Linked DNA regions of Homo sapiens: region 1 is linked to region 2. The links are chromatin contacts, found by Hi-C in ENCODE. All regions are on one chromosome and are shown on one strand. The core of a region is the stretch at or near the end of the contact, and the rest is flanking DNA. Distances in the headings are between cores, read along the strand shown.

Region 1 (4,084 bases), core at 1,165-3,664, 450 kb before region 2:
TGTGATGCCAGACAGTAGCCAGAGATTTCAGAAGTGGATAATCATCTGTTCTCACTGTGTCTCTTAGAAGCAGCATCATGTAACAGAGACAGTTGGGCCTCACTATCTCCTGGACCAAGACTGTAACTAATAAACCACTTCAGGCACACAATCTGCCCAGCTTCCATTTCGTTATTTTAAAATGTGTGAGATGTATGTGCAACGGGTTCCCCTTTGTAGTCTATCTTGTAGGGAAATGGACACTCTCTCACCCCACTGGTGAGTAAGAAAACTGTTACAACTTTTCTTGAGGGCAATTTGGCAATATTGTTCAAAAGCCCTTAAAATGGGAACTGTCCCAGAAGTTGCACGTTAGGAACAGACAATAAATAAGATGGGCATCAAGTTTTATGCACAAAGATGTGCATCCAAGCATCACCTTTTGTAGCAGACTTTAGAAACAACTTAAATGTCCAACAGCAGTGTAATGATTAAATAGGATCTGGTTAAAATTGCAGAATGGAACTCTATGCAGTCATTAAAAATGATGATGCAGAACAGGAGTTGGCAAGCTATAGCTCATGGGCCACGGTAGCCTGCAAATTTTATGGGAGAACAGCCACACCCATCATTTACATACTGTCATGGCTGTTTTTTGAGCTACTACAGCAGCTGTGCAGCTGTGACAGAGTCTATATGACTCTCTTTTACATCTCTTACTATCCTTTTAATATTTATTCGATTTTTTCCTTACCCCTGGAATATTATGACAACTTTGATTATTAGACCAAAATCTTACAGTGATGTTGGTTGCAATACACAGTGTTTCTTCAAAAACAGCCCATCTAATATGTTAGCCAACACTTCAGTCTTAAACATAAGGATTCGCCATTCCTCATTCAGCTGGCCTGCTAGGAGCAACTATAATCAAACTGCCTGCAACCAACATTGGGAGTGGTGGCACGTAGCCTTTCTTTCCTCTTTCCCCACTGTTGACGTCCACCCTTTCTTCTCTATTTGGCTAACCCTGAGGAGAATAGAAAAAATTGCATAGAGGACAGGAAAGATGGCAAAGAAGGACAGAAACATTCTTACGCAAACTGGTGCTTTCAAAAGATGGCTTCACAACTTCTGGCCTTGGCAGATTGACTCATTGTTGGGTACATGTGTGTTTTGTTTCTTTACAAAGCCAAAATGTGATGGAACATCCCATGATGCAGACAATTCATTTTACTCCAGCTGTACTCCACTTTCTTTTCCTGTGGTCTTCCACGTGGAGTGTCTCTATCTGAGTCCCCTGTCCAGCCCTTTTTAAGGGTATCCTGTTGAGCAGGATTTGAAATGTTTCACATTTGGCTTAATCCTCCACCTCCACCCTGATGTCCTGCAGTAAATATTCACGCACATTTCAGCTTGACACACTCTAGGCAAGCAGCTCACCCCAGTGTGGCAACAGTTCTTTTTTTGCTTCACTAGCTAACCAGCTGGATGACTCATCTCTGCCTTTAGATTTTCCAGGTGGATGTTGGACATTGGCACATTCTGCTCACCAAACTCCTGCGTAAGCATAGCAAGACCCAGAGTTTCCTTGACACCCTCTCTCACATGCACAAGGGGAGAGGCAGCTCCTCTCTGCCTCCCTTTCTGAGAGGCAGTGAATCGGTGAAAACAACAGCATAGCCCACTCCCAGCAAGTGCTCCTCACAAAATTCCAACTGCCCATTCTTTACTGGTGAGTTTTCTAAACAGGTTTCCTCCATGACAATTTTCTCTACTTGCTGTCTTAATAGGAGATTTTTGTTTCCCCCCACCTGTATTTTTAATGGACACATATACCTTTCTGATAAAAATATGTAAAATATTCTGTTCGTTTTTAAAATGTCATATTCAAGTCTGTGGCCATCTTTTGTTCTTAATATTCACGTCTATAAAATGGGCTAGAAAACAGCATCATTGCTCAAGGTGTAAAGCTATTGGTTTATCTAGCTGAAAAGGTGTGCAAGGACTATTGAAAAAAGAAATGTTCATTCAGAAACATGGGCTCTTTTATTTTGTACATATCTTACAGCATAGGATTTTTTCCCCTGGTGTATATGCAAAGATCAGCCTCAGCTGAAAAAAAAAAACACATATGCCCCTAACTTACTGCTTGCTTCCAACTCGAGCTAATTACTTGAACAGCACCTTTCACGGGAAAAAAAGCTGACACAAGAAACTGGACAAGGTCTGTGTCTCAAGTGCTCTGAGGAGAGAGCAGTAAGTAAGGTGTTCTGCACAGCTCAATAATTTGCACCACAGGAAAGCCATCCTTCCAAGGGCAGGCAATATGTCTGCAGTATCCTCCTGGAGGAAGGAGGGCCAGGAGCTCATCTTTATGGCTTGAGGCTTGAAAGCTGCTTAACTGGGCGGAACGCCACCTCCTTGCCATCAAAGCTGTCCACCTGGCAGTGAATCTCAATGAGACAGCTGACTGGCTCAGCAGACAAGTTGCCTTGCCAAGGGGATGAGAACTTAACCAGAAGGTCTTTCAGGAAATGTGTTTAGGATGTGGGGGATGAAGAGGAAGAGAAGGAGCAATTCATCCCCTGAATGAGGCAAATGAGAAGGAGTAGCTGTTCTTTGGTTACACAAGCCACTTTGAGCTTTTCTGTGCCCTTAGCTCATTTAGCCCTAAATTTTGTAAGACTCTGATTTTAGATTCTGATATTAGCATCGAACATTGAGAATCCTTTGTGACTATAGTAGGAAAGTGGGTTCAATTCAAAAACTTAAGCTAAGAAAAGACCTCAAAAACATTTCCATTTGAAAATAACCGATATGAACAAGAATATTATAGGGAAGGCATGAAGCTATTCATTTTTAAAATTGGCTGTTGAAAAATGCCTTGGATTGTTACTTTTCACCAAAGGTTTAGAATTGTAAACCTAATAATTATGATAACTCCTATTTGCCCAGTCCTTGCTAAGTGCCAGCTACCATATTCAGCACTTTATACAAATGCTTTCATCTAATGTCCTTGAGAACCTTATGGGTAAGTCTTCTTAGCTTCACTCTACCGGCAGAAAAACAAAATTCAGAGAGGTTTCATAAATTTTCCACAGACATACAGTGAGTAAGTAATAGAAGAACAAAGATTCAATCCCCAGTTTATCCCAATTCAAAGCCTAGATGCTTATCCACCAGGCTGCATATACCAAATTTGCTGGAAAACATAGCACCTTATCACATAATGAATGATCAGGGCTACAAAGAGAAGATTGTGTAGACACATGTGTGGGGTATAAGAATATTCCATCAAACTACTCCCAATTTATCCTACATTTGTCCCATGGACCTGAGTGTCTGCTCCCATCTCTGGATCTCTGGTGGACATCATATTCAGAAAAACCTGCATGTCCCCTGAAATAGACTCTTGCAGGTGAGTTAAGACAACAGCACACCATTCTGTGCCTTTTTCCTAGCTTCTGGTGGTGGGAGGAGGGGAGAAAGACAAAATGAATGACAGCTGAGCATAGTCTTCACAAAACCTGGTTTTCTACCTCTGGCTCTGGGTTATGACAAGACAGTTTCTCCACTGTCCTTGACAATAATGAAAAATTATTCATTTTTGGTCAAATTTTATATATATAGCTATTATAAAGTACTATATAACTTGTCTTTTTTAGTGACACCTCTGTTTTATTTCGAATTGAATAAGATAAAATTCAACAAAAGTAATAAGATAGCATGGTATGAAAGAGCTTCAGATGGCCTCTCCAAAAAACAAGCCTACTCAGACTAAATGGATATTTGGAAGCAGTATTTGGAAACAGCTAAATAGGTCAAGGCACAGGCCAAGTTTGATTCCCAAACTCACTGTTTCAGGCTGTGTAATGCTGGAGGAGCAAGTTAGGAAATTTAAATCGTGTCTTCCTCATATGTAAATAGGGACAATAGGAATTACCTAATAGGTTTGCTGTGAAAAGATACATGATATGATTCATATACAGTGCTTAATATAATAGTTAGCCCATGGCAAATACTCAAAGCTCATCCACTATTAACTGGTCTTATTAGTCTTGAGGACTACTCTAGTTTTAAGAACTGAAAAAAATGTACCGTTGGC
Region 2 (4,215 bases), core at 1,048-3,547:
CTTAGGTTTTCTGGATTAGAACAAGTTAAAGAGAATAGAGCAATAGCTATACGGATTAACTTCAAAAGGAGAAGCTTCAGGGTGGAATTATCCCCAAACTCTGGATAATTTTATGCAAGGACTAATCTAAACCAGATGCCTTTTTATCCTCTGATATACTGCTGTTTAAAGAGGGCATGTGGGCTTTGCTTCGCTAAAGGAGACTAGAACAATAGCACCTTTTAAACCAAGGTAAAATTATTTGTTTTAATCTCATTTATCCACAATAAACCAGGGAATTAAATTTCTAAAACTTTCCTCTAATTCAGTTTTATGGGCTCTTTCCCTATGGTTCAATATAAAAAATGCCATTTAAAATTTTAGGACTCAAAGAATTCCTTCAGTAGCTAGTTATGAAATTCTTTTCCTCCTACACTACCCCAGCAGCTAACATTTCATGCACGTACTTCCTTTGTATTTGAGAATGACCAGATTTGAAAACTGACAAGTAGAAGTGCTATTCAAACAGGAGGATCCCTTTGGAATTTCTAAGCAATAAGAAAATCCTTTCCAAATGGGATGCCTTGAGGTGACTCTATGACAAGAACACAAAAGTTATATGGAGAAATTATTCATTCTTGCAGTCGTATATTCATCCTATTTCATATGAGTGCCAACCAAGTGTGAAGTTTTTACTAGGCTCTGAGGATAAAATGGTGACTTAGCCCCTGTTCTCATGGAGTTTATGGTTGAAGAGGGAAGAGACATTGCATAATTACAAAATCAAATGCATATTTACAAAGTAGGAAAAATATTATGAAGCAAAAGCATAGGGTACCATAAGAATGCATCACAATGGGTTTATCGTAGTTTGTGGGAATCATGTAGCATCTATGGCAGTTCCATTCACTGGGACACTGAACAAGATGACCAGGCTTGAGCAGAAGTATCACGGCTGCATTTTTTTTTGCAATCTAGGTTTGAGACAAGCAAACAGGGAAGCCAAATAAACACTTGAATATATGGATAAATCTGAAGGTATAAATGTAAGATTCTGTAGGTACGAGATCATAAGCTAGAAGTGAAAATGTATTTAGAGGTAAGAGTTAAAAGGAAAAGAGGGCCCGTAACTGATTTTTAAGGAATTCCAGCATCTAAAGATTGGGGGAGAGGAGGCAAAGAAGACTGAAGAGTGGCCTGGGGACAGGGGCAGATCTACCTGGAAATTGATGTAGCTTAACGTTCCGGGTCCTTCTCTTGCCTGGGAGCAACCCTAGCAATGTGTTTACATGGGCATTTATTTTTTGAATTTTTCTAAAGAAAGATTTTTTTTTTTTTTTTGGTTAAAGCAGAGCTCCCAATTGTACAAGCTTCAGAGCCCATACATCCGCCCTTGACTAAGCGGAAGAAGCAAAACCAAGAGTGTGATTGCATGGAATTACAAGAGGGGTGGGGTGGGGAGGACTCTAGGAAGAGAGAGGTCAACAGCTGTGAATGTGTTTGAAAGTCCAAGGAATATGAGAAAAAAGTATTTTTATTCAGAATATTAAAAGAAATTCTTTTAAATGTTCTAAATTGGACTTCTGAGTATCCTTTGGTCCTATAATCTAATATCAGAGGGATATTTTGAAAAAGAGTTTCTTATGCAGAAAAAAATTCGTGGGACTTCCAAATTGAGGATAACAGAAAGAAAATCTTAAGTGGCACAAAATAGAAATGAATATCTGTTCTTCCTGGGGCCATGCAACTCTAATAACTTTTCCATGTTTACTGTTTTTGCTTTTTAATTGGATCATCAGACTAAGAATGCACCCTGATGTGCGAAAAGTTACTTAGAAAGTGAGAGGACTGCCCCCACCCTTCTGATTAAAGCGCTTCTCATAAGCATCCTATGCCATTCAGTAAGCTACCCATGCAGAAAGCATCCACAGGGCAGTGCACATAAGGAAAATCTGAGGAGCTAGAAACAGGCTATCAGTTTCCGCAGGTTGACAAAATCGGCAGATAAAAATACAAGACTGCCATTAAATTTGAATTTCCGATAAACAACGAAGAACTTTTTAGCATAAGTACGTCCCAAATATTGCATGGGATATACTTGTACTAAAATTATTCCTTTTTTTTTTTATTTGAAATTCCCATTTAACAGAGCAGCCTATATTTTATCTGACCACCTCACAAGTCCACTACCCACACCCCAGGTCGAGCGGCCCAGGAGCGAGTTTAAAACCCCGCACAGGCCTGCTCGGCCGCGTCCCCTGATTGGCCAAGGCGCGCCCGCCGCCCCGCCGGTCGCAGGCGTCACGGCAGCCCCAGCAGCCTGGGCCCCGCCACCGCCTCCGCGGCAGCCCCGGTCGGCGCAAGTGCGGCGCGCGCTGGGGGAGGGGGCGCGGCGGAGCGCTAGGCTGGCGTCGGGCCACCGCGGGATTAAGTTTCTCAGTCACGCGTGAGTGTCTGTGCGTTTTGATCCGAAGCTCCTCGCCGGGTCGTTACTTCAGAAGAGAAGACAGTGAGCGTGGGCGAGGCGAGGCATCCAGAGGCCCCGGCGACCCCTGCTCCCCAGTCCTCCGCCCCCTCGCGTCGCGGCCCTGGGCGGGCGCCGCGAGCCGGGTAAGCGGCGCTTGAGCCCCGGCCCAGAGGCCGAGGCGCGCCCCCGCGCCCTGCGCGCGCGCCGGCGGGGAAGGTGCGCGGGCGCCCTGGGCTCGGCGCTTGGGGGTGGGGGTGGGGGCGGGGATGGGGGTGGGGGTGGGGGTGGGGGTAGGGGTGGCGGCGGGCCGTGGGGCGGTGGGGCGGTGCGCTTGCCCCACCCCGCGCGGCCCGGCGCTTCGCGGAAGCCGCTGCTGTGGCTTTTTTAAAAGGATGGGGTCTAGAAGTTTCCTTTGCTACTCGCAAGTCTCCACTCCCCCCAGCCCCGCGGTGGATAATCCTAGACCTTTCAGCACCCCCGCCACCCCTTTCTTTTGCTCTCGCTGACTAAGAGGTTTAAAAGTTTTTCCTTTTCCTTGACCCAGAGGGGCACAGTCTTGGTGTCGGGGGGCTGGGGGTGGGGTGTTAGCCTGGGGGCCCGGAGCGCAGACCAGGCCTCCAGGGCGCGGGAGCCTGTTGCTCTCCCCTGCAGGGGCCGCTCCCGGACGCCCCATCCGCCGTTACGTGGTCCCGGGATGTGCGGGTTGCGGTAGAGAGTGGGCAGCAATGCTCCTGGTCCTGCGTTCTCGCCTTAGCCGCGGGGACCCCGAGGCGAGCCGCTAATTGGTACCGGTGCCCCGTCCCTCACCCCTGGCACCGGCGCCCTTTTAACCGCCGCTCCCGTTGGTGGGAGCACGTTGGTCTTGTCTCTCCCTTAGTCTCCTCACCCCCCGCGCTGATGGGCGTCTTTGTCTGCGATTTGGCAGCCCCAGGATGCCGGATGTTACCAGGGAAGCGATGTTTGGGAGACGCTTTGTGTCTTGCGGAGTTGCGCGTTTGTTGGGTGGTGATGGTGTACATTTTTGTTTGCGTTCTTTGCAGAGGCACAAAGGCTGGGCTATTCTTGCCTGCAGTCACATGGAAATCAAGCGGAGACTGCGGGGGAGGAGAAGTGGCCAGGCGCCGGCGGGAGGTAGAGGCCGCTCCGTAGTCACTGGGGGCGAGTGGGGGCCCCTGGAGACCTCTACTGCGCGGTGCGGCTTTTGAGGTGCTCCGCTTGGGAAGACCCCGGCAATGGGCACTGACTGCCTTTTTGCAGTAGGGGCTGCGGTTGGAGGCTAGTGTTTCCTAGGTATCATCAGATAGATAAGAGGACCATGACTTCACCAGCGTAGAAGGAAAACTTCTCCATGTTCCTTGATGTCATAGAGAAGGAATCTGATAAGTGATCAGACTGCCTCGTCCTGCCTTGTAGACAGTTTGATGTAAACATCCCCTTCGTGTTTCCCTAGAAATTCCTGGTTTAGGTTACCCTTTATAGAATAAATAACACCTTATCTGAAAACTAACGAGGAGGAGGTGATGGTTTCGGGCTTGGGAGTTTTACATGTTGAATTTGGGTATGAGTGATTACAATGAACATCTTGTAATGTTGGAACTATCTAAATTTGTATAATGTATGCCTTAGCACCTGATGGAATTTTGGCAAACAATAGTGTTTTAAAAACCTAGCAAAACTTGGCCAGGCGCAATGGCTCACGCTTGTAATCCCAGCACTTTGGGAGACCGAGGTGGGTGGATCACTTAAGGTCAGGAGTTCAAGACCAGGCT

What was found. Hi-C counts contacts between places; a loop is a spot of excess contacts on that map.
Region 1: a loop to region 2 is called in a map of chondrocyte, with 2.1 times the contacts of the local background. The contact joins the enhancer-like site here to the promoter of MPDZ in region 2. A Hi-C loop is called at or near these places in 1 of 168 maps with a recorded cell type or tissue (chondrocyte).

What each region holds. Positions count from the first base shown.
Region 1 is chr9:13,726,666-13,730,749 of GRCh38, reverse strand. No RefSeq gene overlaps it. Among named protein-coding and RNA genes, the nearest start is that of LINC00583, 200 kb to the left of the region's middle. Within about 2 kb of position 2,414, at least 3 of the 41 ENCODE cell types and tissues checked have a DNase peak (open chromatin) inside an H3K27ac peak, as active enhancers do.
Region 2 is chr9:13,277,774-13,281,988 of GRCh38, reverse strand. It overlaps MPDZ (multiple PDZ domain crumbs cell polarity complex component), which reads left to right and starts at 2,297. Exons shown (of 47, transcript NM_001378778.1): 1 at 2,297-2,589. RefSeq lists enhancers at 2,674-3,389, 3,390-4,105, 4,106-4,215.